4 separate regions of the Mus musculus genome follow, and regions 1, 3 and 4 are each linked to region 2. The links are chromatin loops, found by intact Hi-C in ENCODE. Cell type or tissue: left cerebral cortex. All regions are shown on one strand. Links, peaks and the distances in the headings refer to the core of each region. The heading gives the core; the rest is flanking DNA. Region 1 overlaps Gm50595. Region 2 overlaps 2600014E21Rik (a long non-coding RNA gene). Region 3 overlaps Hoxd9 (homeobox D9). Region 4 overlaps 2600014E21Rik (a long non-coding RNA gene).

Region 1 (8,116 bases), core at 2,459-6,458, 450 kb before region 2:
CCAACCAGACCGGCGGATTCATCCTCTCAGCCTGGTGTGCTGCATCACCTGGGCACCCTGAGAGGGAAGAAACAGAAGCTGAGGAACCACATCTGACTCCAGGCTCGCCTCAACACAGAGATCCGCATGCCTCTGCCTCCCGAGTGCTGGGGATAAAGGCGAGCGCCACTACTGCCCGGCCTCTCCTCGCTCTTTCCTCAGCTTCCTCTCAGCTATCACATCTAGTTTCACACTCTCACATTCAATCTGTCATTTTAGGAGCAGATAGCACACGGCAGAGATGGTGATACAGCCCTTGGGAATTTGAGGAGTCACCCCACAACAACAAAATCGGCAGGATTGTTGGAGATCATTGGTTCCTAGGTTCTTTTCAAAGAAGCAGTGCGGCTTTCTTAGGATTCTCAGCCGCTTCCCGCTTCCCACTTCCCGCTTCCCGCCTAATTGACTGGGAACCACCGCCCAGGGGCGCACGCCCACGATTCCCCTACCCTGTGACTAAGAGCCGGCCTCTCATGCCTTCCACTTCTTGGAACTGTTCCCTGTTCTTTTGAAATCACAGCCTTAGTTTGTCCCTATTCGGCTTTGTTCCTGCACGTAAATGTTAATGCTCTCAGTGGCTCGAACTCCATCCTTGCAAAACAGTTCGGCAAACTTCCCCACAGGACAGGACAAGCGCTTTTTAAACTCACAGATGGGTTGTTCTGTGACTGTTGCCTTTTAATGAAACCCCCGTGACACTTCTCTGAAATTATTCAAAAAGCATTCTCGGCCTCTGCGAAGAACCATTTGTCACAAACCCCTAAATCCCCCGGGAGAAGGGCTTTCCTGTATTTTATATCGTGGGATTACAGTAACGTATAAAAACAGTCGTAGGTTAAGCAAAACAAAGTGGGCGGGGAATTCAGCATTTAAGTGGTCCAGGGATGCTGTTTGATTTGCTATAGGCAAAATCGTCCTCAGAAGGCTGGCGTAGTTACTCCTTTAAACCACCCCTACTGTGTAGCACAGCCAGCTCCGGAATCCAGAGTTACTGTAGAAGCAGATCCTGGTTATAAAACACAGCACCTGTCTCAGATTAGTCTCCTGTAGGAAAATTCTTTATATTATGGGCAGAGGAGTCTTTACTATAGCTCGGGAACAGTACGGACCATGATGGCTGTTCTGTACCCTCCTCTAAAAAAATATGTATCTATTTTATATATAAATATTCTCCACTGTAGACACAATACAAAAGCTTGTCCTGCCCGACGTGTAATAAAAGGTCGTGTTTCTTCTTTCCCAATCACTAGGACTTTTTCTGAATCTTTTCGGGAAAAGGGACAGGGAACGACATTAATCATAATGTGGTGTGCTCTGACCTTCCTGAAGTTATCTTTTGCTATTTACCGCCTTTGAGCTGTACATGGACTGCGTTCGGTGCTTCCAGCCCCAGCGTGTTTCTCTCCAAAGCCTCCTGCAACCTGCCCTCCCCGCCCCCACCGGCCCACGTGTGAATGGCGTTCATTAATTTACGTGCACCAAGTATGTATAAGAGCCCTTGAAGGCCAGAGACATCGGACAGCCTGAAGCCAGAGTTACAGGCAGCTGTGAGCTCCCTGTCCGGGGTGCCAGGAACCAAACTCAGGTCTCCGGCATTCTTAACCACTGAGCTGTCTCTCTGGCCCCTGTTCTTGTGCTAGGCAGGAGAGAGGCCAGCTCAGCCTGACTCTGAAGGACAAAACCAGCCGTGGCGATGTCGGGCAGCAGCCTGTTCTACAGAGTTTGCACACTCATTTAACTTCATTGGGAAAAAAAAAATAATGAAAGCGGTGAAAAGTGTTTATGGGAGTGGAGGAGAGCATATTTTGCTGGTTTTTCTTTATGTTTGAAGTTTTGGGTATAGCTCTGCTCATAAATACTGAAATGCCTAGCATAAAGAAGGCAGCCTGGGGCATACCCCATAAAACTTACAGTGCGATTAAATGAGCAATTTCCACTGGAAATAAAACGGGTGTGTTGGGTGGAATATGAATTAAACTGCGCGGGACTCAGGCTTGCACGAGGCTTTGGAGAGAGACCCGCTGGGGTTGGTAGCACTGAACGCAGTCCACAGGTCAAAGCCGGTAAACAGCAAAGGATAACTTCAGGAAGGTCAGAGCACACCACATCATGATTAATGTAGCTCTCTGTGCTTTTCCTGAAAAGGAGTCAGAAAAAGTCCTGGTGACAGGGAAGGAGGAAACACGACCTTTATTACAGGAGCTTTTGTATTGTGTCCTGCGGTGGAGAGTTTTGGACTTTTTTTTTTAATTACATTTTTGAATGTTCTTCCCTGAAAAAGGTCACATGTGTGTGTGGTGGGGTGTGGGTGTGGGTGTGGGTGTGGGTGGCATGGGCTAGTGGAGAGATGCACGAGGGACCAAGAGCATTTGCTTTTCTTTGAGAGGATTGGAGTTTGGTTTCCAGCAACTCCCCCCTCTCCCTTCCCCGACAGGGCTCACAACTGCCTGTAACTTCAGTTCCAGGGCATCTGACACCCCCTTCTGGGCTGTGGGGCTACCCACACACACGTGACACCCCACCCCTCTCATAAAAATAAATTAACAAGCCACTTAGATGTTATGAAAAAGGCGGAAATTGCAACAGGAACATCCAAAGGAGCATTAACTCTTGCCACAGACCACTCTCTGCCCTGGCACACATCACACAGTGGCACACACACACACACACACACACACACACACACACACACACACACATCAGTGCATTTACACAAAATAAATGGACAAAGGTGTAACTTTTAACACGATGATGCTTTACTGATACTTAAGGGAGAAAGTCCACCGAGGAGAGGACATCAGGTTTGCACAAGGTTGGCTGACTGGGAGACTGGGTGGCAAGTACAGTTATCACTCAGTACTCTCCAGCTCTCTACACAGATGCAAACAACCTCGAATGGAAAATACTAAAAATATTTTAAAGAATGAGACACCGAACATTGAAGACTCAGTTTTCATCATCCCGTACAAACTGTTTTGGAGAGTGCTCAGAAAAGGGAGGTTTAAACCACTTCGGAGGATGTGTTTGTGCAAGTTACAGATGTGCAAAAATGTGCCAACTCATAGGAGGAACTGGAGCATCTATCAGCAGCCCCTCCTGGGACCAATTTTCTCCAGGCTTCTAGGGGCAGGTGGCCAGAAAAGTGAGTTTTAATCTAAGCCTACCCAAACGGAGGCCCATCTTCTTTCTTTGAAGAGTTAGAGTAAGGCTTTGGGAAGGCAAGCCATCTATTCTTCCTCCTGTGAAAGCCACAGCCAAGATCAGAGAAACCAGCTCCGACTCTTAGTGGCCCCAAGTGCCCTTCCTTTCCAGGCCCAGGGTCTGCGGTGTCGGTGGGTAATAGCAGGTGAGATTTTGGTTAGCATCATCAGGAACTTTAGAAGGTCAGCCGTGAAACTGTATTTCTTTCTAAAAAATATGGCATGTTATTGTTTTGTCTGAGTTCACATTCTATCGCCCAGGCAACTGAGGTCTATTGTACATTTCCCACATTTTACCCACATGTATCCTACATATCAAAACTTCCTGAAAAATATCTGTTTTCCTGGCAAGGGATATTTCAAATGTTTCACATTTGGTCTTGTTCTGTACAGACAGACCCTCTAACCCTGCCTGTCTGTTTTTTTTTTTTTCCACAATGGCAGTTTACAGTATAAACAATATGCAAAACTGTTTGCACATTTACTCAGGGGCCTTGTCCTAAACCAGCAAGGCAGCGTTACTGAGCTGGCCGCCTGGCTGCTCACTGTAGCCACGACTGAGGCTAGACTCCAGGCCCAGCGTTCTGCAAGCTCGCTAGTGTGTGGAAGGACAGGAACCATCCAAGCTGCTGGGATGTGTGTACTAAGAGGAAAGCTGGATGCTGGGGAGAAAGATATGCCATGTTCCCTGTGACCCCGACATGGGAGTCATTTCTGGTTTAGACCAAAGACATTACTGAAAATTTAAGTTAGCGGAATATTGTATAGCCAGATTTTTTTTTTTTTACAGCTTTATACTGTATTGTATTATAAGTAGTTTGTGTGGAGGGGGCAGGCATCCTTTCTGCTTTATTGTTTGGATAAGATTTAAAAAGCAAGACTCATGTATTCTTTAATAACACATTTTTATTTCTTTAGAAGACAAAAAAAAAGCATACAGTGCAGTTATTTTCAGCGAAATGTCTGCCTCTTTGCTACTGAGTTAGGTCAAATTATTTTATGCCTTTATTCTCAAATTTATTTATGCTTTTCCTTGTATAACTACTAGCAGTTTGAAAACAGTTTTATTAATTAACAAGCTGGGACGCAATATATCATCACATCTTTAGAGCTTTGGCGCCAGCTAGTGGTAGTAGTGAGGAACTGCACAGTCATGTTCAAACCCCAAAGTCTTGTTTTGCCAATTGCCTTTCTCCTGTTTCTCCCACGTTTTTCTTCATCAACACAATGGGGGAATTCTTGCAATCGGTCAGCGAGGAATAGAAGGAATTATAGATGAATTCAGAAAGACCAGTAGGCGAGAGGCAAAGGGAGGAGAGGCCAGACAAACGCAAGCACTTTCCTAAAGGATTTGAGACCATTTGTTTCTTTAGATTCCTGGCATTCGATAGAGCAGTTCAGATTTTGCCAATGACTTTTGAGCCTTTTGTTTTTTCATTTGTAGATAGGTTTGAATACATACCTAAGCCACGTGGTGACTATGAACCTCACCAGAACAGCCCCGAGGAACCCTGTAAGTGGAATTTATGTTTGCTTCTAAGCAGCACATATTTCTAGTGTGGACAGGAATTCTGAGATGGCATTTGTATCTGGTACTCCATGGGAAAAAATACTCAATTTCATGCAATTTAGATGTGGAGTTCAGCTTACTATCAAATATGCTTATTCTAAATTTATGTTTATGATGATTTCCATGAAAACCAAAAATGTGGTATTTATTTTAAGAACAAGGAATCCTTGGTAAGCTATTTTCTTTCACTTAATTAAGGAATACATGACCAAACCGGGGCTATAGAGGTTGCTAATAAATAAATCTCGAAGCAGAGATATTACATTCATTAAATGGTGGGAGCTGCTTATAACTCTCTTACTTGTTGCTAAAATCAATATTGCTAATAATATACATGGAATTTATTATGAAAAAAGGCTGAAGGTGGTGAAGGACTTTTCTTTCGAAATTTCATTTGTAGATCTGTGTTGGTTATGGAGAACAAGGACCATCCAAGCTGGGAAGCACTTCTTGTGTTGTTTTTGGAAGGTAAGTCTGGCTTCGGAAGTTTAGTAATGAAGAATTGGCATAGTTTAATCCTGAAGCTTGGTTGATGTGTGTGCTGTTGGGAAATAATGTTTAAAATCTTATTGATGAGAGATATCTCACCACAAAATAGATGGTCATGGTGCTGCTGTATGAGGCATTTTAAACTCTTGCTAAAATCTGAATAGTTTATATAGAAAATTCCTCATTTTCACCAAATGCTGGTGGGCAAAGTGCTGTGACTTCTTTTTGGTATTTAATCTTTTAAGCTTTGATGTGTAAGGACATTTTTAAATAGCTAGCTCTCTCTCTCTCTCTCTCTCTCTCTCTCTCTCTTCACCTTTTACCTCTTAAGATGGAAGCTAATCTTACATAATTGAATCGGTTTCAAATCATACTTGAAAGGAAGTATCATTGTATTTTTGGAAAAAGATAATTGATTTTAACAAGGCTGTATTAATGACAGATTATAAATTGAAATAAAAGTGGAGGATAGTTGACATTAGTTTTGTAGTGTGTCATCCTTATTTTAACTGCTCAGTTTATCATTAGGCATATCTTTAAGACTGTTTAGTGGTTGCTTTAAAATATTTTGATGCCTACTATAATCCGTATATAGTTCCCCATATGCTGCCAAGCAAATGCTACAAAATAGCATCCTATCATAATCTGAAATTTGCTCATAAAGATTTTAAGATTTATCATTGCAGTGTTATTTCTTCTTTCCGAAATCGTGCGATCAGAAATTAACTGTATATTCCAAATGAACACATTTAAAAGGATGCAAATGTGTCTGAGTAATTTTCTGATTTAAAAAAGAAAACCTCTTTAGAGATCCGTCTGTGAGTTTGACACAATGATGCCAGCAAATAACCGGTTCACTCAGCTCCAATCCTTGCATGTGAGATGGTCTATAAAATTTTTATAAAAGAAATAAACATTCTTATTCAAGGCCTTGAATGTGACGACATAAAGAGAAACTTACAAATAAACAGACTTGCGCCTTCTCCCTGACATGCTCGTCTGCAGACAGTGAGGCCTACTAAAATTCAGAAACAGAGTTAAATATTTGCTTGGCTTCCAGATGCCACGACTGCGAAGCTGCACTGCTCTCCCCCCCCCCCCCCCCCGCGTTGGGAGCTGGGAGCCCTCCGTAGAGCATCCCTTTAGGAGGCATTGGTGCAGGATGAGGGGGCGCAGATGCCAGCCAAGCGCTGCAGATGGTCCCCCTCATTAGCCTACAGCGCTCCACACAGCCATCCGGAGGAGGCTCGGGATGGCACTTGGACAAGATGTTAAGCTAGCCTCCTGTTCAATGTCATTACGGTTTCTCCAAATCCTCTGCTCAGTGCGCCCTGCCAGGTTCAGGCCAAGAGAGGTGACAGCTCCAGGCCGATGTCCCCATAGCCGACCTGGGAAACGTCCTAATTCTGGGCTAACCTAGACCATCCGCGAACGCAGTGTGCTTCCCCGCATGACATGCCATTGGCAACCTCCTTTCTCCTCTTCCTCGTCTGCCCACTACTTTATTAACGCTATGGGATTTTAATTTCTGTTTTCTTTAGCCTTTGTTTACGAACCATCATTGGAATCAGGGCATCCAGCCCGGGGAACCGGAAATGTTAGTTAAGTTTCTCAGACGAACAGCAGGGGGAGCGCATACTGTTTTACGGCCTGCAGTTTCTCAAACTAGATTGGAATAATTATGATAGTTGGGGTCTTACAATTAGAACATAGATGTTTACAATCTGTGTACATGTGTAACAAAGATTGCAGAACACAGACAATCACCATTCACTAAACGTCAGTTTTAAGTCACATAGGGTCCATTTTTATTTAAGTACTAGAGGTGTGCTAGGATGTTGGGGGTGAATGGGTGACAGGAAAGAACTTGACAGCAAGAATCTCTCTCTTTTGTCTTGTACTACAGGCAAAAGAGAGCCTTTATTGCAATCATCTAAAATCCTTATGCGATCTTGTAGCTGTCTGTCACCTCTAGTCACAGCTTAAAACGAGTTTATATTTTCTTTTTCTTTAGATTTTTATTTTATAAGCGTTTGACTGCATGTATGTGTTTTTATTATGTTCATGTCTGGTGTCCGAGGTCAGGACCTTGAAACTGGAGTTAGGGATGTTTGTGAGCTACCACCTGGGTGTCAGAAACTGAACCTGGTCCTCTGCGAGAGTAGTGATTGCTCTTAGTGGCTGTGTCTCCAGCCTCAGCTCCCACACTCAACAGAGAAATTCAAGTGGATCACTTGATGACATTTTTGGGATGGTGAAAGTGAGGAGAGGCTGTCCTGCAATCTGTTTTCTGAGTCAGACTTCAGTTTTAGATTTTAAAGTTGAGAACATTTTTAAAAAAGATTTGTTTTATTATATGTAAGTACACTGTAGCTGTCTTCAGACACACCAGAAGAGGGCATCAGATCTCATTATGGATAGTTGTGAGCCACCACGTGGTTACTGGGATTTGAACTCAGGACCTTTGGAAGAGCGGTCAGTGCTCTTAACTGTTGAGCCATCTCTCCAGCTCCAGTTGAGAACATTTAAAGCCCGGTGGGCTTTTATATTGTGCTCCCGGTCCATGGATCTGTAGCTTTGTCCTCCTTTAAGATAATTTAGGATGTCTGAACTACTCTTTGCTTTGTAAACCATTTTGATGTCCACAGACAGGCATTTTATATATTGTGGCTCACTGATGGCTCCCCTGGAGGGGCAGGAACTCTGGAGTGATGCTTAGGGTTTAAACTGAAGACTCAGCTTGCAGCCGTACAACAGTCACTTCACTGTGTGATCCACGACTATGGTAAGAACTATTTTGTAAATCTACACAATTTCT
Region 2 (8,116 bases), core at 1,982-5,981:
TTTTTTTCATTTTAATAGGCGACTCTATATTTTTAAATGATTTAATTACACCTCTACTTCAGGATCCATTAGCTTTAAAATAAATAGTTTCGGACCTTCATACTCATAGAGAATTAACATGTGAGCTAGTGCCTCAGGACTTCTGTCCGGGGGTAGCTTTTCTTTTACACCACCAGAGTTTGTAACAGTCAGATTCTGTTTTGTAAGTGGTATGACTTCTGATATGATTAATTTGGAAATAGTACTTGCTGAAGACACAAGAAGAAATGATACTTAGCCACCCTTATGGCATTCAAAATAGAATATTCTGAGTATGTCCTTTGAGTAGATTGTCTGTTCCCGAGTTCCAGCAAACCCTCACAATCACACAACAATTTCTTTCCTATTAGAGTCAAAACATTTGGGGCAGTGTTATAAATACTGTAATTGGTTGTAAGAAGTTGAAGCTCCTTAACTTAAGGAATTTGCTGCTGAGATACAGAGTAAAGTGAAAGAAAGGAAAAACCAAGAATAAATCCTCCGAGGTATTTAGATTGTGAAGTGGGAGAGAGTCAGTTATTCCAGGTGGGAGAAGAGAAACAAAAGCGAGAGACAGGGCACCTTGACTGGCAGCTGCATCTCGGTCCTATGTGATGGCAGAAGGTGGTTCTTAAAAGCAAAACCGTGGCACTGTCACTGTCACTGGAATAAAGAACAGAAGCCGAGGAGAGAGAACAGCATTTGTTGTTTGTAATAGCCCTTGTCACAGTTTCATCAGTGAGTAATTTGGGTAATTATCCATTTGATGCTGTCCTTCCCCACCAGATTTTATGTCCTACAAAGAAAACTTAAAGATATTATTTCTTCTGTGAATCCAAACATCTTGGGCAGTGTCTAGAGCCTGATAAGAACTTAGTGACTTAATATTGTTAAATAAAGAAATGCTGGGAGCTTCTGGGATATACACTGTTTGTGTTAGTCCTTTAAGAAGTATTTACAAGTAGCTGAGTTACAGATTAGAAGAGGGACTGCTCTTCCCAAAGACGACATGTTATCCCGGAGGATACAGTCCATGCTTTCTATGACCGCTGTGTTGACAGAAAGGCTACCTGCCTCTCCAGATCACAAAACCAGAGCTGGATCCTACCTTTTATCTACCTGCTGCCCAAACAACTGAAAGTATACCGTTAGCTGATCCAAAGTACTGGCTGGAAGCATAAACTTCCATTGCTCTTCGTGACGTCATTGCAGAAACCTGGGTGTGTCCGCCGTTGGAACAGTATTCAACAGCAGCCCTAATAAGTCCTTTGTAAAACTTGCTGCTCCCCCAAGGAATTCATCCTTCTACTCCCTCCTGTCTGGACATTTTCGTCTTCTGCAGAGGTAGTTACTCACTCACGCCTCTGTCTCACGGTCTAAAGTATAGGGCTAAGTAGCAGCAGAAAGTTCCGTCCCATGGTGGTGTTGTGATAGCCTAGCACAGGGCTGGGCAAACAGGAAGTGACTTACTGAACCTAAGTAACTCTCAATAAAGAAAATCTGTGACATATAAATGTAACGAGTTTATTATGCAAATACTCGCTCATTTTCCAAAGAGATACTTTGTATATATGTCTAGAGTACCACCCCACCCAAGCAGAGGAGGAAAGAAAAAACAATTAAAAGAGCATTGGCTCTCTAAGCCAGAGAGAAACGTTAAACCCCTTTTCAAATGAACCTATTCAGGGCCTCGTCTGTAGGGTATAATATTTCTAAATCACGTTATGACAAAAGAAACAACGAAGAGTACAGAAATGATCTTCTCTAAGTGCTGCTTCTTTCAATCAAGCAAGAAGAATGTTAACCAGGAGGGTTCCTCCCAAGTCCCCCTCCATTCCTCACCCATGTCGGATATTTACTTTCATTTTGTAGGCGCTGTTCACAGCCAGGCTTATGAAATCTGGAATTCATCTCTAGACAATAACTAATCCTTACTGATTACCAACAAAAAAGTCAACAAAGATATTTTCCTGTTTACGTTCTTATCAGACTGTATCAGAACCAGCTGTTCTCAAGTTTGTTGTTGCTGCCTTTTTTTTAATCCCAAAGGATAAATTCTCCACACTATTCTCTGAACACATGCATACAAACCTGCCTCTTAATACATTCTTGCAATTCTAGCTGAAGTATTTAAATGGGTGGGGAGGAGACCCCCCATACTCTTCTGTGACTCAAGAATAGAATGTCCTACCTCTCAAGGTTGACTCTCCTTTCAAACTCGGGATATACTAGAATCTGCCCCACCTCGGCAGTGTCCTGCTTTGCAAGGGTGCCTCCTGACTCTGCTCAGAGTGTCTGTGTGGAACTTTGTGCTATCCGATGTAACTTTAACCTATAAAGTGGAGACAACGGTAGGAATATGAGGATGTTGCAATTTCAAACCAATAACAGGCGACCTCTCTGCTCTGCTTCCCATCAACACCAACCTCCTGTGAGATAAGCAGTGAGTAGTTTGCCTTCTTGGAAGAGAGGCATAATTGTTGCATTGCCAAGGAGGCAAGAATGTGTAGTGGTCCAGCCAACGTGGCTTTGTGGAATGTGCTGCTATCCGAGTTGCTATATAGCTCTGGGCAAGCAGTTAACCTTTGGTGTCTCGGCTACTTCATCTGTAAAATAAGGATAAGAGCTGTGCACAGGTGTGATGCCTGGACTAATTAGTATAATTATCATTATTGATGGGAAAATAATGCTGGTCACTGATATCATATCTCATATTAGCACTAGGAATCATTTTTATTTCCTCTACACAGGATCCATTTTATAGAAGTCTGTAAAAAAAAATCTGATGACAAGAGCCATTTGTATTCAGAGCCTGGGATGGTACAGTCAAACCAATAGTATCTACCTAAGCTCAGCTCCTTAGGAGACATTTGTGATCATTTGTATTTAGAAATTTTCTAAATGTAGGCTAAATATGTACACTACAGAAACTCTAAGAAAGTTCTCATGGCTCACCCTCAAGTAGTAAGCTCCACGGCAGAAGAATGCTTCCCAAGTCAGAACGAGGCAACAACATGACCTTCTAGAACAAGTCTAGATGGAGTCCCAGAGTTTAGAGAAATCAAAGCCAACTCCAAGTGTATCCTGAAGACATTGTTCATATGTCCAACATCATCCACTGCTATGTGGCTATCTGCCCCATAAGGACCCCAGGTCAAGCAGCCAAACACCAGAGCAGACAACAGAACTTCAGATGCCATTGTTTCAGGGCTGTGGGGACAATAAAGTGGACCTTACTTCCACCATGGTACAGCTAATGACTTCATGCATCAATGACAGTGCAATTGAGGAAATTAAAAAAAAAAGTCTTTCTCTTGATTCTGAGCTAAATATTTGAATTATTCTTCCCGTGATTTTTTTTACATGTTGGCAAAAAGTGACAATGAGCCATTAAAGGAAGCATGGAAGGCTGAAGCTACCAAAAAGGTCAATGCTCAGTGCCACAACGATACAGGCCTCTGGATCCCTCCGAGTAGACACACATTGATGACAGGAAACCTTAACTCCGGCTGTGAGTGAGTCCTTCCCGACTGGAATTCTCTTTCCATGAGCTGAGCCAACACTAAGGCTCAAATTTCCAATGTCTGAAGCCCAAAATTACCTTCCTGTCACACAGAGACCTCTAACTTTTCCCTCATATTAACTTCAGAATTCTTGGTAACAACTTCTTCCCACCAGAACCATTAAATCTATGACCGTTCCTGCCTTCACCTATCAAATGAAACATACCAATTAGCATTTTTAGCAGATGTGTACTACATCATTAAACTCGATTAGGAATCCCTTCGTGATCAACATCCATCTCTCTGTGTCTTGCTTGAAGGTTAATAATGTCTGACTGACACGGGGGAAGGGACTGTATTTATGCAGTGAAGACCTGGGTGTGACATCCAGAGAGAACACTTCTGCCTCAGTCCACTAGAGGGCGCTTTCCCAAGATGGGAGAAGGACCAGAAGCAGACCCTCAGTTCCTCGACCTAATGACTGCCATTCAGAGGTTGAGAGGAAGCAGCCTCAGCTTAGCTGGCTCTCTGTTCTCACCATCTGTGGTTTCTCTTTCTAGTGATACCTCTCTCCAAATGTCAGAAGTCAGTGATGGCTAGGTCACAGGATGGTAGCAAGAAAAATTGCCCTATTGGGCTGTCTAAAATAAACATCAGGTTTCAGTCTTCAAAATCGATGTTGAGTGAGATTAACTAGACCATAATTCCTGAGTTTGAGACGTCCGTGGATTCTGCAGCCTTGTGTGTATGGCAGAGTGAATGGCGCGTGTATGTTATGGGGAAAGTGCCTGCATTATATATAATGCATAAGGAAATGTACCTAGCCTTTAGCATACCAGATGTTTCTGCTTAGAAGCCTGAGTTATCTGGGAAATGTAGTAGGACATTTTGCAGTAAATACCCTACTTGATTGACTTGTTTTGAGGCCTCACCACTTAGGCTGATTTAGCTCATTTAGGAAGGAATATAAATTTTAGCAATGAAAGACAAAGCCTACACATTTCCTTTTTTCCTATGTTTTATATTTCATAAAAGGGGTGGGGAATGGGCCTGTTTAGGTGAGCTCTATGTTGGTGGTAAGGTGAAATGCAAGACATTTTCCCTATCTGTAATATTGTTCAGTGTAGCAAACCCTTTTTCTTGTTACAGTACAGTAAATGGGGTGTTTAATTTGGAATTCAATGTAGTCGTGAGTCAAGGTGCAGCAGTTTTATTACAGAAATACAATTTTATTGGAGGCTGAAGATTTAATCTACACCTTACGTAGAGAGCCATAAATGGCAAACCTATTTTACATTTTGCATAGCATCTGATATATGTAATTCCTGGACTAATTTTAGAGTTTGAGGCGGCGGAAGAGTCGCGATACTTAGATTTAAATTCCTCAACGCCTCAGCTACAGATGACATTTTCAAATGAACATTTTCCTGCTTCTTAGTCATGGGTCTGAAGCCACTTCTTCCCTGTGGTGACTAAGCTGTGTACCACATTCCTTTTGCAGCTCTCCGACTAGGTGAGCCACAAAGCCACCCTGAGACAACCTCGAATTGCAGCAAATGCATCCTTTGTTTAAATTTGTCTGGGAGGTCATTCAACTTGAAAGTAAGGTGCCTAGATGATGTGGGCACTTTGCTTCAGATTGTTCTTAATGTGTTGTGGTCATATTTTTATCTGTTCAGATATATGTATTGAGAATAAAATATTTGCAATGTAAATTTTGAAGGATTGAATAGGAAATAAATGTCAGATAGTATTAGCTGGAAAACTAGAACTACGTTTGAATCCAAGTTCCAAATTTGATGAATAATGCATTTTCTTACACACACACACACACACACACACACACACACACACACACACACACGACAGCCTTTCCATCTGTTTGTCTTTGAAGCAATATCCGGAAATCAACATTTCTTACCGCTTCTTCACCACCAGGTGGCGCCCTTTGTTTATGGACATCTGTCCATTCCCCCCACCCCCAAAAGATGCTTCCAGATAAATAGCTCCAGAGCTAAAATACTGTTGCAAACACAAAAATTTAACGTACTGAGATAAAAAAAAAAGCTAGAGCTTTTCAAGCATTGGTATAATAAACCTTGCTTCAAGACTCCTCTTGCTACTAGATTTAAGAGCATCACACATTTTCCTATTTACAATTCCATATCCAAATAGCTGTTGTGTGTGCCATAAACAGTGTCCCAGCAAGTCTGCTTTACACAGCGCTATCATTTTATACTTGTAGATGTTTGGCACCTGCACTCAAAAGGAAAAAAAAATCAAATTTCTGCTTTAGATTTTTTTTCCTGTCTTAAAAGCCTAAACCTCATAGAAAAGAAAATGTTTTTCCTTAGACAAAAGAGAGTGGTGGAGCAGCTGTCAGTAGGAGAGAGTCAGCTCTTCTTCCAGTCAAGTTCTTTTCTCTTCAATTGAAGATCTAGTTAGGGGCAGTCTGAGACCATCATGGCTTTGGTCCTGTTAAAACAGTTAATCTGAGCTAAATGCTATTGACGAAGGTACATTATCTCATAATGGTATTTTAAAGAAATTAATCAAAACATAAACAAAAGGCAATGATATATTGTTTTAAATCAGAACCTCAATTCGCTTGTGGAAAGGACTGTGGAATGAGTTTACCTGAGCTAGCTTCCAATGGCCAACCTTGCCCTGGAAAGGTTGCTTATTCACAATGAAATACTCTGTGCCACCTCTGCCTTGGGTCCGTTTCTTAAGGGCGATTATGAACCACGAGGCAGGAAGGTCTATTAATGACAGACTCATTTGGTATCGTCATAGAGCTCCATTTCTCACTGACGCGCCGTTTCCATTGCATTAAAAAAAATTTTTTTTTCCCTACAGGAATTTTGCTTTCCTTGTGCTCAACACCTTTGAATTTTGCTCACGCATCTGCTAAGCAGTGAGTAGAAGATCTGTGCGTGTGTGCTTTGTTTGAGCGCCCCCGTGGCCTGAGAAATTTGGCTCTCCTGCTGGTGTACAAACTGGTTCTGTAACGGGGAAGTTCAATGCATGAGCCCTTATACAACAGATGCAGCCTCACCATCTTCGGTCCGCTAGCACACAAGAAAATGGTGGCACAGGCAGTTAATGCACTGTGCCCACCAGATCTGCCCTGGAGAGGATTCTATTCTTCAATCTCAGAATCAGGCTGCTATTTTCAAAGGCTGCTAGGCAGTGGCGTAAACGGGTTTGTTTTGTTTAAATGTTCTGACCGACTGTGTTCCTGTTTGTGGGTGGGTGGGTGGGAGGGTGCGCGAAGCCCGAAGCCGAATCCGCTATGAATGTGTGAGGGAGTGATGGGTCGCTCCAGTCAAGAATAAACACTCCGGCTGAGAGTGAAAACAAACCTGACTCTGAAGCACACTTCCTGGAACTAAATGTTCACAGAGCCGGTGATGAATTTGACCTCAATGGCTTCATCCAATTCAGCATTCACTGCTTCCAAATTGGAGTTGAGAAACTGTAAACACTTGGCCGGGGTTGTTTGTTTTATTTTGTTGTTGTTGTTGTTGTTGTTCTGTTTTGTTTCCTAACATCCTCTAAAAAGCAAAAGCAAACCTTTGCTCAATTTTAACCTTGGAATCTCCTGCTCATTCATGCCTTCTTTCTTTCTTTCTTTCTTTCTTTCTTTCCTTTTTTTTTTTTTTTTTTTTTTTTTTTTTTTTTTTTTTTAGCTAGAAGGGAAGAAAGCAAAACCAACCTTCTCTTCATTTCTTCTTATTTATCAGAGCTTACAAATGCTGCCGTGGCTCTTTTTAAGTGTGGAAATTCTCATTTTTTTTTTTTCTGCAGCATTTCAGTCTCACACAGAATCCTTGGGGATATGGCAAGGAGCTAACCAACTGCACATGGGAAATGAGACTGGGTCTTGGCTGGAAAAGCTGCAGCCTTGGCTAATTTTCCACTGAGAGCAGAAGTCACGAGTGACTTTGTTGTTGTTGTTGTTGTTGTTGTTTCTAGCGTAATGACTTCAGCTTGTCACCGAGTGGTGGTAGGATCAAATTTAGACCTATGAACCTCCTAGAGCGTCCCACAAAATTTAATTTGACTTCTCTCCATAAACATTTTCACTGTTTTCAAGTGCGTCATAAACAGGTTAAAGTTTAAAGAAAAAAGCCCACATCCAGACAGAATTATAAAAGGCTACTGTCTACAGATGAGAAATAGCCCTGTTAGACCCACCAGCAGGTTACGTAATGTGTGCTGTAGACCACCAGGGGCTGATCTGAAAACACTAATACCTTTTTCACGGAACCATTAGCTAGAGTCAAACACAGTGTCAGCGTGAAAAGATAGAAGGTTGACCCAACTGCCTGTATTTGTGAGCCTTTGTTTTCCTTCTTGGCACTCAAAGCAGACATCAGCGTGTAATTTTATGATTTAAATATGTTACCTGATATACTGTTTTCTCATCTCTTTGAGCATAGATGCATTATTTTGTGATACTATCTAAAGCTGACTTGTCAGTGAACACTAAAGCTCTCAAGAGAGATGTGATTTAAAGCTAAGAAGAAGCAGTTAGCAGTCATTTGTTCTGTTCTTACATTTTGAGATCACATTAATGGATTTATTCTGAA
Region 3 (8,116 bases), core at 1,910-5,909, 450 kb after region 2:
AACATTTGAGAAGGAGACGAGCTCTGATTTAAGTGGTCTGGGTCCTCGCCAATATTACCACTGGACGATTTACAGTCAGGATATTGTACCAGCTCGGCCTCTTGCTGGGTCGTAAAAATCGGCTGTCTCTGTAAGTTATCGTATCCGTAAAACTTCGCGGGCTCCCCGTGACAGGCAATCCCGCCGCAGGGGGGAGGCGGCGGCGGAGGCGGAGGGTGCGGAGGAGGTGGGGCGGCCTGGTAGGCAGCGGTCGGGCTGCCCGCGCCGGCGTGGAAGTAGTCCTGGCCGGGCCCCGGGCCGCCCCCTCCGCCGCACCCGGGCGGCGGCGACGGGTGCGGGTGCGGGTGCGGGTGCGCGTGCGGGAAGCCGGCGGCGCTGTTGCCATAGAGCTGCAGGGCGGCGGCGTGGCGGCCGCTGACCTCGGGTGCAAAATGACAGTCGTAGTAAGTGGGATTGATGGCCTCGCCCGCCGCGGCCGCCGCAGCCGCCGCCGCCGCCGCGGCCGCCGCCTTGTACTTGGAGTACAGCGGGTTCACGAAGTACGAGCTCATCGGGGCGGCGGCCGCCGGCGGCGCGGAGCCGGTAAGGGGCGCGCCTCAGCTCGGTCGCGCCGCCGCGGGGGCCTCTGGGGCGGCTCACTCGAGCCCGCGGGGGCCGCCGGGCCTCGTCGCCCGGCGAGCGCTTCCCCCGCCCCGCTCAGGCTCGACCGTCCGGCCGCCGGCCGCTCATGCCTGGCTCTCGCGCCTCCGTCTCGGCCTCGCGCCGCCTCCCTCGCGGGCCACGCGGCCTCGCCCGCCCCCGCGCGCTGCTGCCGCCGCCTCCGCCCCGCGGGCCTCTCCCGGCGCGCGCCTGCTGGGCCGCAGTGGAACCGCGGACGCCCGGGCGACCTGCCCCGCGGCCTCCAGTTTCCTCTCCGGCTCCAGGCGGCCCTAGCGCACCCGGACCAGGGGAAAAAAAAAAAAAAAAAGAGTGCGCGCGGCCCACGGGGGAGACGCTTAGGCTGGGGCTGCCGAGCCCCCGCTCTGCAGGGAGACGAAAAGAGAACACACCCTCTGCCCGGTGCCACCTCTCACCTCAGCCCTCCCCCCCGCCGCCCCCTCCCAGCGCTGTCGCCGCCGCCGCCGAGGCTGCCGCCCCGGTGCGCGCCGGCGAGGCATTTTCGCGCCCCGCCACTGCGAGGAGAGGGAGCGAGATGGGGGGCGAGATAACCGCGCGGAGGGATCCCGCCGGCGGCGAAGCGGCCCCTGCGCCGGACGGGACGCCGCACGCCGGCCCCGGGATGCCTCCGCCAGCCTTAAAGGGGGCCCATAAAGCCGCACTGCCAAGGGCTCGCGGGGGGCCCCCCGGGTCCGCAGAGAGGGGGCGCGGCCGAACCTTAGCCTTGGGCCAGGCGGGGTGGTCACTCCCAGGAGGCCTCGGAGCAGACGGTCTCTCCTCCAGCAAGGCTCCTGGATCTGCCCAGCAGAGACTGGCTGTGGCTTTTTTTTTTTTCCTTTTTCTTTTTGCATTTCTTACTGTGGACGAGCGAGGTTGACGGATTGATTGGTCCTTGCATTTGTTTGGGCCTAGCTAAGTGGTTTTGATTAAAAAGCCACAATCCAGCCTCCGAATCCTGACCTTATCAAAGCGAATCAAAGTCCTGCTTTTTCCAGCCAAGCAGGCCCTGTGGAAATGAGATGTACATTTACCCTTGACGCACTGCATGCCTGGTTGAGGCTCCCAGGTTAATTGATATTTAATGGAAATCATGCCCATGAATATAGTTTCCATCATTTCACCCTTGATAGACGTCAGTGTTGGCCACAGGGAGGGAGGGGGAGGCGAGAGAATGTGGGAAGGGGACATGAGTGTCGCTGAGAGAGTGAAGAGAAGAGTGGCAGAAACGTTCCCAGTGGGAAGAAGGAATCATGCCGGGGTGGGTGGCATTTCCTAGGGCAGGGCGCAGGGCTCCCGGGTCCCAACCCAGGCGCCCAGACTCGGGCGGGCTGTGGTCCCGGGTGGAGCGCGGCGGGGGCCGGGGGATGGGGCAGGAGAAATTGAATTCCTCAGTCCGCTTTCGGACCGTGCTGGTTCCAGGCAGCTGCAGGCAGACCTTCCCTGTCCTGTGCTTAACGACCTTAGCTCACACACCACTGGGAAAGAACTGCCAGAGACTGGATGCAGGCCTTAGCATAAACTTGATTTTCCCGAGAGAAATAAAGAGAAGGCTCGGAAGTCAAGAGAAGCCTGGTTTGTGGGCGTTAAGGAAGAGACGCAGTGTCATCTGCAGAAGTCCAGGATTAGCATCTTCTGGACTAGGCAGTGCCCTTACCGTGGCACCTGTGCAAATCTGCGTGGCTTTACACCAACAATCGCTTCCCTACACAGTCATCTTCCCCCTCTCGTTTGAATATCCAATAAAAATATATTGATATTCTTATTCTCCCTCCCCCTCTCATCTTTCTACCCCCTTTCCTCTCCCTCCCTCCCCCTTTAGGTGCTGAACCCTTTATCCTTTGGGATAATCCGGTGCCGGGAGGACACCAGGCTCTCTGATCTTGAGGACAGACCTAGAAGATGCACCCCAGCTCACCAAAGACTCTCCAGCTTACACTAAATCACACCGTGCTGACCTCCCACGGCCAAATACAAATGCCTAAAAACCCAGATGGACTCAAAGATTCAGGAGGCCAGAATTTTAACGACCTTCCATCCCTTGCGGGGGTTGTTCAGCCCCTGTGGAAAGAATCGCGAGGTCAGTCCGAGAGGTCTGAATCTCCTTTTTATAAATAAGGTCATCATAGAAAGGCATTTTCGTTAGTAATGTATAACTCAATTATTTCGACAAGGAATAGCTAAAAGTGGTGAAGGTAAACAAATTATTGATGACCCTATAGATGATAAAGACTTGTGTTATTAAAATTTACATTAGAGAGTATAGGGGACGTGTTATTGGGGGTGGTCAAGGGCAAGGGTGTTTTATTAGGTTTCGTTTTTCTTTCAAGTATCCTTCAAATGCGAAGTTTAACAACTGATTCTGACTTTTTAGGATTTGAACTTCTGCCCTGCAAATGTGCAATGAAATGATTTTCTTTTCAATAAAGCCTTGGAGCAAAACTCGGTAACTGTGCCCTTTTTATTCTACTGTTTGGCCTGGATGTTCAGGGGAACGTGGGTGTATTTGGACATTGACTGAATGAATAGGTCTGGGAATGGAATGGGGGGGGGAATTTTGAGGACCCAGATCTCAGTAACACACGGCACTTTTAAAAACTCCATATATTTGGGAGGTTGCCCATGAATATGGCCGTCATTTCTACAGATTCAGGCCTAATTTTTAAAACACAACAACACGTTTTCTCTGATGGCAAAATAATGTGGGTTTTTCAATGTTATTTAAGCATTCTGTCTGTTGTCGGAAAAGAAGAAAAGCTGGTTAACTTCATAAATATCTCTGCTTTTACACATTTCTGTTTTGATGGACTGCATTTACGGTTTATAATTTCTGCACAACGGTTCAGATTTTCTGAAATGCTGACTGAACCAAAATTTTATGCCTTACTAGCACGGCTTGAGAATTTAATAGTTCACGTTGTTTATTTTTGTTAAATTTATCCTAATTTAAGATTAAAAGTAAGATTGTAAATATTTTTAATCAAAACCTTCCTGCACCACAACGCTAGCTTTACGAGATCAGAAAGTGGAGCAACAGCGCTCTCTAGTGGCCAAATGCGGTCGCAAGCCAACCGAGTTTGATTTTCCTTTCATTTGGCTCAAACCAATTCTAATCTTAATTCTTTAGTTTGACTTGGGTTTGGACCGCTGACATTAATACTGCTTCATCTCTTTGACTGTCAACAAGTCAAGTGCAGCAACCATGGGCTCCTGAATACAGAGGAAATTCTCATTTGTGCTCGCAAGAACTTGCAAGTAGCGTGTTTGCCAAAAGCTTCCAGCCTGTCTTTTGCCAGACACCGCAAGTCCCCCATTCTTTAACCTCCCAGCTGTGTTTTTTAGGCACAATTATAGGACAAGCAAGGTTTAACAAAAATCAAAACTTTAAGAATATTAATTGATGAGACTTTTTTTTTTTCAAAGAAAGCAGACATTTTGACAGCTAAAAATTTTCTGGAAGTCAAATATTATTGTTTTTCTCCTAAAAGCTGTTACTCACAACATTAAATCATCAGTATTTGCTAATTCAACTTTCTAATTGTAATGTTTTGGGCCCATTAAACTGGATAATTTGGGGTGGATTAAAGTCAAATTAGAAGCTTTTGCTACATCTCGAGCGCCTGTCCGGAAAGTCCCTGTTGGGCTTATGTGTATTCAAATTTCTCCAGACAATAAATGAGATTTTTTTTTTTTAGGTTGTATAAGTGACAGACTGAACCGAATTGGATAAGCGGTCTATTTGTCTTTTTAAAAAAACAAACAAGCATTACCAAATCAGTGTGTTTCTTGCTAAATTTCTGTCTCTCATTTTCAGAAATGTTTTTGCCAAGTTAGCTTAAATGACTGTATCTGTAATAAGTGAACAAACTTCTATATTTTTGTCTGAAATTTGGTGTGAAGAGGGGTGTAACTCCCCCCTTTCTCACAAGACATAATTCTAAGAGATGCTTGCTTGAGTAAATGGCCCAAGATCACTCCAGGCCATCTCAAGTAACAGCAGAATGACATTATTGTCTCACTTTTATTATTAAAAGAACCAGATAGATCATGGCCACAGTCAAAATATTAAAGAGCTACCCGCCATAGACTATCTCTAACGTTCGCCCCATTTTAAAATTCAGAAATATATCACCTCTCATTTTTATTTTCTGGATGCTCACACCTCGCTGGGGGGCTTCTAAGCCCTTTCCTTCTTGGTCTAGGTCTTGTTTATATTTTATTGTCCAGATTTTAAGACCCAGTTTTGTCTGCATTTTTTCTTTCCTCCCACAAACATCAAAATGAGATGGTTTCAAAGCGAAGCGCCTGGGCTGTCGTAAACTCATTACCTCCAGACGTCTCGCCGGCTCGATGGCTTTATGACACCTTGGCTCTTCCTGTTTTCAAAGAGCTGTAGGTATCCGCCTGGCCTAAGGGGCGGAGGATGCAGCACCTTCGGCCGGATCTGGCCCTTGGCTTTCCCTCCCAGCCCCCATCTGCTTTTTTCTTGGAGTCCCCCTCTTTCATCAGGATCCCCCAAGATCTCTACCATCACCCCCTCCTTCCGCCCAACCCAGGCTGTCCGGCGCCGCGGCCTCCTCTAGGGCCTACAACGCCAGTGATTCGCCTGAACCCTCACAATGACCTTCATTTTAGCCTCTCAAAGCGGCCTCAGAGGGCCAAGCTGGGGGCTAAACATACACAGAAGCTGTTTGAAGGGGATGGGCGGCAGGAGAAGGATATGGGGAGGAGAGCCTTGACCATTTTGGTCCGCTAAGGTCACTTTGGGGCTTTGGTGGGGAGGGGTGGAAGCTCACTGTCCAACCGGCTAGGACCTCCTGGAGCCAGCCAGCCTCGCAGGCCTGGGGGAGTTACTCCAGAGTGCCCTTTCGCTTGTTTGGAGATGGGGGTTGGCGGCTGGGTCTCCAGGATAGAAGTAAGCCAGAGGTGCGGTGTGTCAAAGCTTTAGCAAAAGGGTGCCTGGTTCCTGGCGCCAGTGGCTCTGCAGAGAGGCTCACCCAGGGCCTAAGGCTGGGAATTCATTGTGGCCCTGGCTACAGGATAGTGGAAGTACCAAGACACCTTCCAAAGTTGTGCTCTCCCGCCAGGTGTGCTTACACAATCGGAAGCTTCAAGGTGTCTCAGAGACCCTCCAGGTGCTCGGACCGCCAACCTTTAGCAACGTGTCCCTTTTCAGGGATGGGACAGTCTGATGATTATGTTATTTTGCAAAGACACAGAGAGCAGTCACACAACGTTCAGGGCCAGCGGCTGGGCTCCATTTGTTCAGATCAGCATTTATTTGTTGGAAGCGGTAACATTTACAACTGGTCCTCAGGCAGGAATATGGAAGGCAACCTCCCGAGGCCGCCCAATGGGAGCTCAGCCCTCCCGGGGAGAAAGTAGCTTCCCCGGTGCTCTGAGGACTAAGCCTATCCCCACCCCACCCCCAATCTCGCGCCCCAGGGCCCAAGGTTTCTCGGTAGGCCTCTGTGGAAGTCAGTCCGCCGGCTCCCCGAGGAAAGGGGTTTTCCTGCCTTGAGCAGCTGAGTTGGATTTTAGTTGGGAGAGCAGGGTGGGGGTGTCCACACTCTGTCTTCCTTCAGATTCTCGGAATTAGATCGTTGGCCCTGTTTGGGAGGCTGGATAGGGTGAGACTAAACTACAGCACTTTTCAGAAACATGAGGGACATTTACATAGAATAGGGCTCCATCAAGCCTGCGTGCACTCACAAAATATAGCATTTCCTAAGGAATCAGGGGAGCAGGGAAGGGAGGGAGTGGGACAGGACAAGACTCCAAAGCCACTTGGTTTCTCCAATACATATGCGAGCAAATACAGTGTCCCCCAGATAACTCACAGAGACCAACCACACAGTCACTTCTACCTAAAAAAAGAAGAAAGTCCGAGTCGCTGCAGAGTTTCTGAATCAAGCACCCACAAAGAAAACAAACAACAACAAAAAACAAAAAACAAAACAAACAAACAAACAAACAAAAAAACCCGCTGCCTTTTGAGTGCTGCAGGCCAGACCCGCACTGGGTCAGTCTCCTTTAGGGCACTTCTCCTTGCTCATCTTTTTCATTTTCATCCTACGGTTCTGGAACCAGATTTTGACTTGTCTCTCTGTAAGGTTCAGAATCCTGGCCACCTCGTAGCGCCGGTCCCGGGTGAGGTACATGTTGAAGAGGAATTCCTTCTCCAGCTCTAGCGTCTGGTATTTGGTGTAGGGACAGCGCTTTTTCCGGGTGGAGCGAGCGTGGATCCAGTTCGCTGCAGGGTTGTCTAGGAAGAGGGGGGTTTGCAGACAAGGGAGCGAGGGGCGGAGGGGAGGCAGGGAGAGACGACAGGGTGGGGAAGAGAGGTCGTTAAATTAATTTCACCAAGGATGGACGCTTTTCACAACTTGGGGGAATTATCATAAAAAGCCTTAATGCCCGCGCTCTGTTTACCGTACAAACCGCGCGCCCAAGGTAGGTGGTTATGGGAAGCTTTTTATGGATACGTGTTGCTCGCCTAGGCTTGGGTAGGCGTCTAGACGTTTTTATAGGTTAGTAAAACTATCAGTTTTGCACATTCGAGCCTTACAGGTTTCAGCAATAAATCAGGGGGCAATTTCTTTTGCACTTACTTGGGTCAAGTTGCTGCTGCGGCGGCTGCGGCGGCTGCTTCTCCTCCTCCTTCAGCGAGCAGCCCGGGCTCGGGTGATCGCTGCAAGCTGAGGGCTCGGACGAGCCTACCGCCCCTGGCCCGGTCCCGATTCCCACCCCGGGCCCGTTCCCTGTCGCCGCCGCTGCCTTGTCCCGCAGGAACGAGTTGCACGGGAATTCTGGGCCGCCGCTCCCCTGGGACTCGCGGGCCGCGGAGCACTCAGTCCTTTTGGAGGAGGAGGACGAGGAGGTGGAGGAGGAGGAGGAGGTGGAGGCTGCAGCGGGGGCCGGGGCCGCTCCGGTTTCAGGCTTAATCCCGTAGTGGCGCCCGTTGGCTGGGCCACCGGGGCTGGGAACGGGACCCGGGCCTCCGCCACCGCCGCCACCACTGCCACCGCCACCGCCTGCGCCGCCGGGGAAGCCGGGCAGCGGCTCCATCCAGGAGCGTACGTAGCGTCCCGGCTCGGCGGCAGCCAGGGGCGGCGGGGACACGTACGGGTGGTACAGGCCGCTCATCGTCGCCGCCGCCGGGGGCTGGGCGGCCACCGCGGACCACGAGGCGGAGAACACGGACGATTTGGGGGCAAAACTACACGAGGCGAACTCGGCGGTGGCGGCGGCTGGGCCATCGGCCACACCTGCGGGCCGGCCCTGTGTCCCCGGCCCCGGTGGCCCAAAGCGCGCGGCGAACACCTCGTCGCCCTCATGGCCTATGAGCGAGTCCACGTAGTAGTTGCTGAGGGTGCCACTGGACGACATGGTGAGGCGCCGCTCGCTCCCACCCAAGGTTCCACTGCCCACCGCCGAGCGGCTCCTCGCCGGCGCCCGAGCC
Region 4 (8,116 bases), core at 1,534-5,533, 94 kb before region 2:
GCCATCTCCCCTAGCTTCTCTGACACCCAACCGTGTACTTTTAAGTACTTTTTTTCTTTTTAATATACTTAAGGTATGACTTCAGTTTTAATAACAGACATACAAACAGTCAAAATGCAAAAGAAAATAATGGACTATTAGAACATTTCAACTAGCAAGAGAAGTAACATGATTTTAATCTCAAAAATGGCTTCCCTTACAATGGTGAAGTGTCTGCGTGACGTATTTTAGTAAGTGGCTAACTGATAAAGAAACCAACGTCATCATCATTTAAAAAAATATTTGTTCCTCTATTATGAGGATTGCAATACCTTACATAATTGATATAGAAAACAAGTGATGTAAACATGTGAATTGTACTAAACACCAAACAAACAAACAGGAAGAGGGCTGGTAGCCTACAGATGTTAACTATTACCACCAACCTGGACCAATCAGGATGACAGGCTCTCAGACCTGTGAGGTCACTTTCTGTCGTTCATGGATAAAGCCCTCCTTTCCATGGTAGCCTTGTTTCACACAGTGTAAGCCTGAACATCGTTCCACAATACAGCACCAGCTCCAAGCACAACGCTGAGCTGCAGAGCTGCTTTTGACCCGTGCTGTCGGAATCTTCATGCCTTCAGCTCCTGAGTTTTGTTCTAAACCCTTCTCACCTGAGCTTCACAACGTGTGTTCCTCTTGACCTGGATTTTGCCAAACGGAAATAGTCTAGGAAACTGTTTTTCCAGATTTTCTAGTGTTCTAGCCTTAGTCTTAGAGAAGCTATCCATTAACAGCAATGTCGTAAGATGGATCTAGTCTCTGGGTCCCTGGGGCTTATTGTTTTGGTGATTTTGTAGCATTCTGTCTCCCCAAAGTATGCACTCACCTGCTTACCATCCATCTCTCCTTCTCAGAGATGCTCCAGGAGAGATGGGACATTGTTTTGTCTTTTTTTTTTTTTTTTTTTAAATCACGGTCCCCTGTGCTGAAAGTGATTCCCAGTCTATTGAAAGAAATACCACGAACAATTGTTGAATGACCAGGTAAATTGTTACAAATGGAAAAGGTCTCCTTCACCCCCAAAGTATCTAGTCAGAACAGCATTGTTTCCTTCCTACTAGGGAAAGCTTAGCATCGTTCTAACCTCTCACAGTAAAATCTCACCAGCTAAGTCCTTAGTAATGTTAATCCCTTAGTCCTCTCTACTGTTGTCAAGGCCTGAGGTGAGACCAAACACGACACGACTGAGGTTTGCAAAAAAAAAAAATATATATATATATTTTTAATATAATTTAAAAATATACTCACTGGGGGAAGGCTCATAAAATTCAGCTTCAGCCACAATCTGGACGATGGGCTGCCAAGCGCTGCATAAATAAATCATCGAGTCATTTTGGCATCCTGTGGGCCAGAAGGAATATCTTCCTCAGTAGATTTAAAGAGACACAGTTCTGAAAGAAATGGGAGCAAGTGAGTGATTAAACAGGCACTCTCTTGTTATTATTTAGCATTTGGAAAGGTCCTTGAAGTGGTAAATTGCACATTTTACCCAAGGCAGATTTCTCTTTTTCCCTCTAATTGGAATCCTCCATAGAGTTGAAAGAACCCATTCAAATATTCACTGATACCCCCTCTTACTGTGCAACTACTAAAACACTTAAAAAAGAAAAATCCCAGCAACTGGAAGGATAGATCGTTAGTATACTTGTAACCATGTATGTTAACCATGTAAACTAGGCAAGTCAGAGGTCTTGCTCAGTGACTGGAGGGTGAGCAGGGAAAGTTGAGTATTGTGAGTGATACAGAAATGTGCAGCAGGGCTGGCTAGTTGGTACTGACAGTCCAGGGTGAGCCTGTCTTCTCCTTCTCACATATATACATTGGTGTGCACATAGGCACACACACACACACACACACACACACACACACACACACACGCATGCATGACAGCCTTTTCCCTGATTAGCTTTCTCCAGGTCACCTAATCTACAACTGGTCTTCATAAACTCCCTGAACTCCCTGGGATAAAGAATACTGAATGAAAATGATGGGTTCACATCCTGTGATTTTAGACCCATGAGAGGAATCCGAATCCTTCTTCTGACCTCCAAGGAGAAAAGGAAAGCAGCTCCAAGGTTTGCAGAAAGTTATTTCAACCCTGTTCACAAGAAGAGTCTGTGTGACGGTAGGTGAGGGCCAGTGGAGGTGAAAATGGCTGAACATGTTCTCCAAACCACTGATTAAGGTGCAGTGCCAGTGATGTGCAAGTGTGCACCAAATCCAATCAACTCGGAGAGGAGTGACAAGACTTTATGTAAAATGTATGTGTGGACTCACACACAGTGCAGACATTCCAGGTAGCCCCATTGTACCCCTCTTCTCTCTATGTGCACAAGTATGCATATGTGCAGCTGTGTGAACACACAGAAACCCACCACCACACTGTTGCTGAGACGGGGTCTCACTATGTAGTTCAGGCTATAGTTCTTTTTCTTTAAAATATCTATCTATCTATCTATCTATCTATCTATCTATCTATCTATCTATCTATCTATCTATCTATCATGTATGAGTACCTGTAGCTGTCTGCAGACATATCAGAAGAGGGCATCAGATCACATTGTAGATGGCTGTGAGCTACCATGTAGTTGCTGGGAGTTGAACTCAGGACATTTGGAAGGGCAGTCCAAAGTGCTCTTAACCACTGAGCCATCTGTCCAGCCCTCAGGCTGTGGTTCTTGAATCACATCCTTCTGTCTCAGCCTCCTATGCGCCCTTTCTTCACAGACTTCCTTTTTAGTTGTCTTGTCTTTCAGTTAACTGACCAAAAATTTCAGTTGGTATTTGGGTCCTTTTTGTGCTTTGTATTCACTAAAATAAAGAAGTTCCTTATCTGCCTACTTGGTGAATCTGCCTCCGTCAGCAGCTGATAGCCCCCGTTTGGATTATTAACCAGTTAGTTTCTTCAAGAGAAGAAGTCATTAGCTTCTAACATTACTCAGGGGTGTCAGGAGACATGGATATTAGATCTTTCCATTCAATTCCATCTTTAATTTAATCTCTAGAATTTTTTATTTTATTTTATTTCAGTGTTAGGTGTTGGCTGGCTGTTCCACTTAAAACCACATTTTTTATTTATTCATAGTGGTGCTACTTTAAAAAAAAAATTATAACAACTCAATAGCCACTATAATGATTACAAACCGACAAATTCTGCAGTAATGGCTTCCCCCATCTAGGCTCCAAAGCTACCAAGACCTAGGAGCAGTGTGAAATAGATTCCAGGCACTGACAGGTTAAGGATCATTTGCATAAATTAGCAAGTTTTGCAAATGAATTCATCTAGTGAGAAGTGAGACACGGGACACTGCATTTTAATAATTGACATTCCACATGAAATGCAATGTTCTGAAGGGGGAAATTGAGCTCCAGGTTGCTATTAGAAGCAGTGGACCAGCACGAGTGAGAAGGAGCGCCATCCCCCATGCGTGAGTTACGCTCCTGAATAACAACTACCCAGTTCTGATGGGCTTCTTTTAATAACAGTGTGAGCGAGCACGTGCCGGCTGAGAGAGGCATTGAGAAGGATCTACTCCTAGGCGGGATAGCACAGGAAATGAAAATAACAGCCTTCAGGAAGCCGCCTTCACAAGCAAGTCTTCACATGCTCCTCCGAAAATAATCTTCTATTTTCCATTTGACTTGGCAACAACCCCACCCCCACCCACTTCCCCTTCAATTTCACAAAAACACTTAGGGGGTTATTTAAATATATACAGGACTCGGGCAAAAAAAAAATTAAATAGCCCAAATTGGAGGTTGTCTCTCATAATGTTGGTTAAATTACAAATAAAGATAAGTGGGCCATTTTGCTGCCTCCTCCCAGTTTAATTTGTTTAAGAACAGGCCACATTGCTAGCTAGCAGGACTAGCGACTAGTGTGCCAGATGAGTGTGTCTCCTAAGATGAGTGTTGGCTGGTCAGTCAAAGTCAGAGTATGCAGCGTGTCGGAAATACAAACTGCTCACACATGCCATCTGAGAGCTGGAAACAAGTCCGTCCATAATGGTGTTTCCTGGCATAGTTTATAATTAACATAAAATGAATTAAATCACTCACTTGATAGACTTTTTTTTTCCAAGTTCATGTAGAGTAAGTGTGTCATATCAATTAATTCTCAATGAACTGCAGCAGCCAATAAAATGTTTCCGAGACACTGGTAATAGTCCAAGATATTGATGGAAGAGGTCTCATCATTAATATGAGTAGGAGACTCACGTCACATACAGAGAGCTACCGGAGAGAATTCCTTCCTCAGAAAGGGAGTGTAGTTACTGCCAGCTGCCTCTGGTTGTTTCCAATTTGCTGAGTTTTCTGTCTCTCACTCACAATGATACCCTTTTCACTTTGCCACACGACAAAATTGCCTACCATGACTGTCTATTGTGTGAGACCTCTACCCTGAAAAAGCTAATACTTAGGAACAAGTTAGATAGACTCCAACGGCAAGAACAGACTACACTGGCCGTATAATGAAAGTGTTTTCAAAGGCTTTTCTGTGTGTTCAGAATCACAAATAATTGACATATAGAACCGGATGCAAACGGATGGTTGGCTTGCAGAATTTGAACTGAACATTTTGGAGCCGCTTCTTGTTTGTGTTTCGCTGTCTTAACCAGTTGGTTTGTTATGATGTAGGCAAAGCCCAAATGGCCCATGGAACTTTGCTGGTCATAAATGATTTTATGACCTAGAACCCAGCAGCCATTGGGTCTGTCACTGCTGAGGTTGTGTTCAATGACACCTCTCTGAGCTTCTCTCGGCAGAGATGCCCTTTCTTTTGTACACACTTTCCTTTCACTTAGAGGGTACTGGTTGGTCCTCGGGCTCGACACTTGTGAGAGTGTGAGAGGTATTCCTTTGTCTAGGCCTCTCCATCTGCATGCTTGCAGCAACATGAAATAAAGAGATGCCGACGAGCCAGTTGGTGTGTGTAATGAGTTGCCGTGGCTCTTCTCCCAATAAAGGGTGTGTTCAGACACTGCTTATTTATAGACCAATAAAGAGAAAATTCCACTGTTCTCTTCAGCAGGCTGAGGATAAATAGCTCTTCCGTTTCTAACAGTTAATGTTCACAGACACAAAAGCAACTGCTCTGAACATTAAGCCAACATTTACCCCCCTGTGGAGGGAGGATTCTTTAGATTTGAAACAATGGAAGGTAAGATATAATCTTTCCCATTTTAGAACAGCTTCGCTGCGGCTTGCTTTCCTTAGTGGAGAGGTGCTCTCAGCCTCATCGGGTTGCAGATGAAGCATCCTCTCGTGTGCCTACACGATTTCTCTGCGGCCCTGGAGCTCAGTCCTCCGTGGAACGGAGCAGACAAAAAGCCACAGTGCAGATGCCCTCTGCAGAGGCTTGTCTGCTGCTTTGAGCGGATCTTCCTGGTATGCATGCAGCAAACGCTTCCTATTTTCACATTCTAGAGCAAGGGAGAACATAAATTATTCCTAATTCTTGATTCTATGATGAAGTAGCCATCTGGCCTGATAGCACAGTGACAGTGATATAGGAGTGAGCACTCCATGCTTGGTCTACTGCACAGAAAAGGACAATGGGACATATTTTAAAATGTCAGCCTCCATCAGAACAATATTTGGGAAAGTTTACATTTATGAAAATAGATAGTATTGAAAATACATCATGATGCAGATCTCATCACGGCTGCTGGACGGCTGAATTGAATTAAGAATGAATTTGAATGTTTCTAATTAAATCCGTGTTATCCCCCTCCATGCTAAGTTTTCCTCATCTGTAAGAAGCACCATCAACACATCACTGTTGGGCAGATGTGTCACAAACAAGGTTGAACTTTTTGCCTCACTACGTGTACATTGAATTCTTGGCTATAGGTATATGATGAATTTAGATATTTCCAGGCAGTAAAAAAGAAATAGTGCCCAACAGTATGTTTGTATTTACCACCAGAGAAGGAGTACATAGCATCATCATGAAGGCTGTTAAAACCTAACAAGAGTGTAAGATTTAGGTATAGAGGATAATCAAAATGGTGTTTATTATCTTATTTCCACGGAGGTTCCTCACAAATACTAGGCAAGGGTTCTACACTGAGGTACATCTTCAGATTCTGAAGACTCCTTATTAAAAATAGTCTTGAACTAGTTTATAAGCCTCGGGGTTTGTTTTGTTTTAAAAACATGGACTGAATACTTCTAACGCATCAAACAGTGAATGTGGCATCTATGATGGTCCTTGGTTGTCAACTTCACTGGATTAGAAGATGTCTTACCAAGATAGGTAAAACATATCCATGCATCTGTGTGTCAGAGACGATTGCGTGTCTTGCCATGTCTGTGTTGAGGGACGGGAGGGCACCTAGTTCTGAATGTGGCTGACAGCTTGCATAAAAGGGTACAGAGGAGGAAGTCAGCATGGCCACACCTGCAAACTTTCCTTTCGGGTCATTATATCTACCAGTTTATTTCCATTATCATGTGACCAAATGACACCAGATTCCAGCTTCTTTGGCAACAGGACATTTCTACAAATGACAGTCATGAAACATCCAGGTCTTCATGCTGGGCTGGGACTGCTGAGGTATCCTGGGTCGAGCAAACATTTCTCTTTCTTCTTTTTTTCAAGACAGGGTTTCTCTGTGTAGCCCTGGCTGTCCTGGAACTCACTCTAGACCAGACTGGCCTCGAACTCAGAAATCTTCCTGCCTCTGCCTCCCAAGTGCTGGGATTAAAGGCATGCACCACCAATGCCCATCTCAAGAAAACATTTCTACACAATGTGGTCACTTGCTGTTGAATTATGTGGCCCCTATTATGAAAGCCAATCCAATAAATCTTCTTTTGTGGTATATGTGTACGTATGCTATTGGTTCTTATTCTTTAGAGAACTCTGATATAATATCACATTGAAGCTTGAGAGGAGACAATAAGAACATAGTTGATTGCCTTAATGTAACCGATGGGCAAGACTTTGGTAGGAATATGTTCTAACCGCACAAAGTGATTACCTATGCATGCAACAGGCAGTGTCTTACTGACTCACTCTTGAACAACTCCAGAGATTGACCTACCTGGGCATCAAGGGAATGAAGAGAGGGCAGACATACGGACACAGAGATAGCTGGAATCAGAAGGTCTAAGCTTCCTGATGAAGAAGCAGCAGTACCCCAGGAGCTCAGTGTGTTTATTGTATACGGTTAAATTGTGTGCAATAAGCATACCTTCCTATTTAGGACACACAGCTGAACAAGGAGGCAGATTTGGCTAATCCCACTAGGAATAGCATCTGTCCTTCTGGCTGGAAACGTGAGAAGAAAGATACTATGGACATTTTCAGCACCTGCATCCAGACCAACAGAAGGCTTTGCTGTCCCTCTGAACCTCACCTGGGAAAGGTGTTGTCACTCCTAGGGGTCTGAAGCACTGAATTCCTTGACATTCCATGTCAATGACACACATTTGCTCAGGACTTCTCTTGCTCCCCACACTCCAGCACTGTTTTGGGAAGTCAGTCATGGTACCCTCGGGGCTACAGAACTTGTCGTGTGTAGCAAGTAAGAGGCTAGATAAGGCAAGAGCTCTGTTCAGTAGGTGCCACAGATGCTAATATAACTTATAAACAATGTGTAGGCACAAAACTCAGAGTATGGGAAATCTTAGCTAAGGTCCAAGTAGGTAAAAGTAGATGTAGCTTATTCCACAGGACAATGTTATGTTAATGATCATGGTTGCTTCCAAATGTCAATATGGAAGATAAGTCTAAATGGGGATTGATCCTTTATTATTTTAATTAATTAATTTTATTTTAGATTCATAATATTATTCAGAATATCTCAGCACAATGTAGATGAGTTCCAGATATTTGAAAACAGCCATTTCTCTTCTTTAAGAACTAAAAGGGCACGTGATAAAAGAATAACTTGATGTTCTATGCCACAGAAAGCTCAGATCCGCCACTCACAGCACTGTTCCATTACTTCTCTATTGTGGGACTGCTTCTATTTTTTTCCCAGTGAGTGTGGGCTCATCATTATGCAGTTTCCCAAGCATGAAACCTGGAAGTCATCCCAACTCACTTTCCTCGGACTCCATT

The links. Peaks named below come from ENCODE experiments on the same cell type or tissue, not always from the same donor. Only the 100,000 strongest peaks of a DNase experiment are listed, where the experiment ranks them.
Region 1: it touches region 2 in a loop (3-fold over the local background); 2 of 42 quality-filtered maps call a loop at or near these places.
Region 3: it touches region 2 in a loop (4-fold over the local background); 33 of 42 quality-filtered maps call a loop at or near these places.
Region 4: a loop joins it to region 2, with 5 times the contacts of the local background. A loop is called at or near these places in 4 of 42 quality-filtered maps.

The regions. Positions count from the first base shown.
Region 1 is chr2:75,602,138-75,610,253 of GRCm38, reverse strand. It overlaps Gm50595, which reads left to right. Exons shown (of 7, transcript XM_017319380.1): 2 at 5,210-5,277. Among named protein-coding and RNA genes, the nearest start is that of Gm39853, 7.2 kb to the left of the region's middle. In left cerebral cortex, for the core only: a CTCF peak has its summit at 4,371; a DNase peak (open chromatin) is centred at 4,386; H3K4me3 peaks cover 253 bases; H3K27ac peaks cover 281 bases.
Region 2 is chr2:75,148,521-75,156,636 of GRCm38, reverse strand. All of the region lies in intron 2 of 2600014E21Rik (a long non-coding RNA gene), which reads right to left. Among named protein-coding and RNA genes, the nearest start is that of Gm13652, 15 kb to the right of the region's middle. In left cerebral cortex, for the core only: CTCF peaks have their summits at 3,926 (motif pointing right) and 5,472 (motif pointing right); DNase peaks (open chromatin) are centred at 4,316, 4,897 and 5,411; H3K27ac peaks cover 330 bases.
Region 3 is chr2:74,697,983-74,706,098 of GRCm38, reverse strand. Hoxd9 (homeobox D9) reads right to left here. Exons shown (of 2, transcript NM_013555.4): 1 at 7,266-8,116; 2 at 5,891-6,919. The coding sequence starts at 8,043. The coding sequence ends at 6,678. It overlaps Gm38462 (predicted gene, 38462), which reads left to right. Exons shown (of 2, transcript NR_164327.1): 2 at 2,477-3,096. It overlaps Hoxd8 (homeobox D8), which reads right to left and starts at 610. Exons shown (of 2, transcript NM_008276.3): 1 at 1-610. The coding sequence starts at 551. In left cerebral cortex, for the core only: a CTCF peak has its summit at 3,703 (motif pointing left); DNase peaks (open chromatin) are centred at 2,159 and 3,704.
Region 4 is chr2:75,241,697-75,249,812 of GRCm38, reverse strand. It overlaps 2600014E21Rik (a long non-coding RNA gene), which reads right to left. Exons shown (of 12, transcript XR_001783367.2): 3 at 1,294-1,436. Among named protein-coding and RNA genes, the nearest start is that of Gm34401, 40 kb to the left of the region's middle. In left cerebral cortex, for the core only: no CTCF peak of the experiment used is centred there; DNase peaks (open chromatin) are centred at 3,571, 3,883, 5,015 and 5,329; H3K27ac peaks cover 705 bases.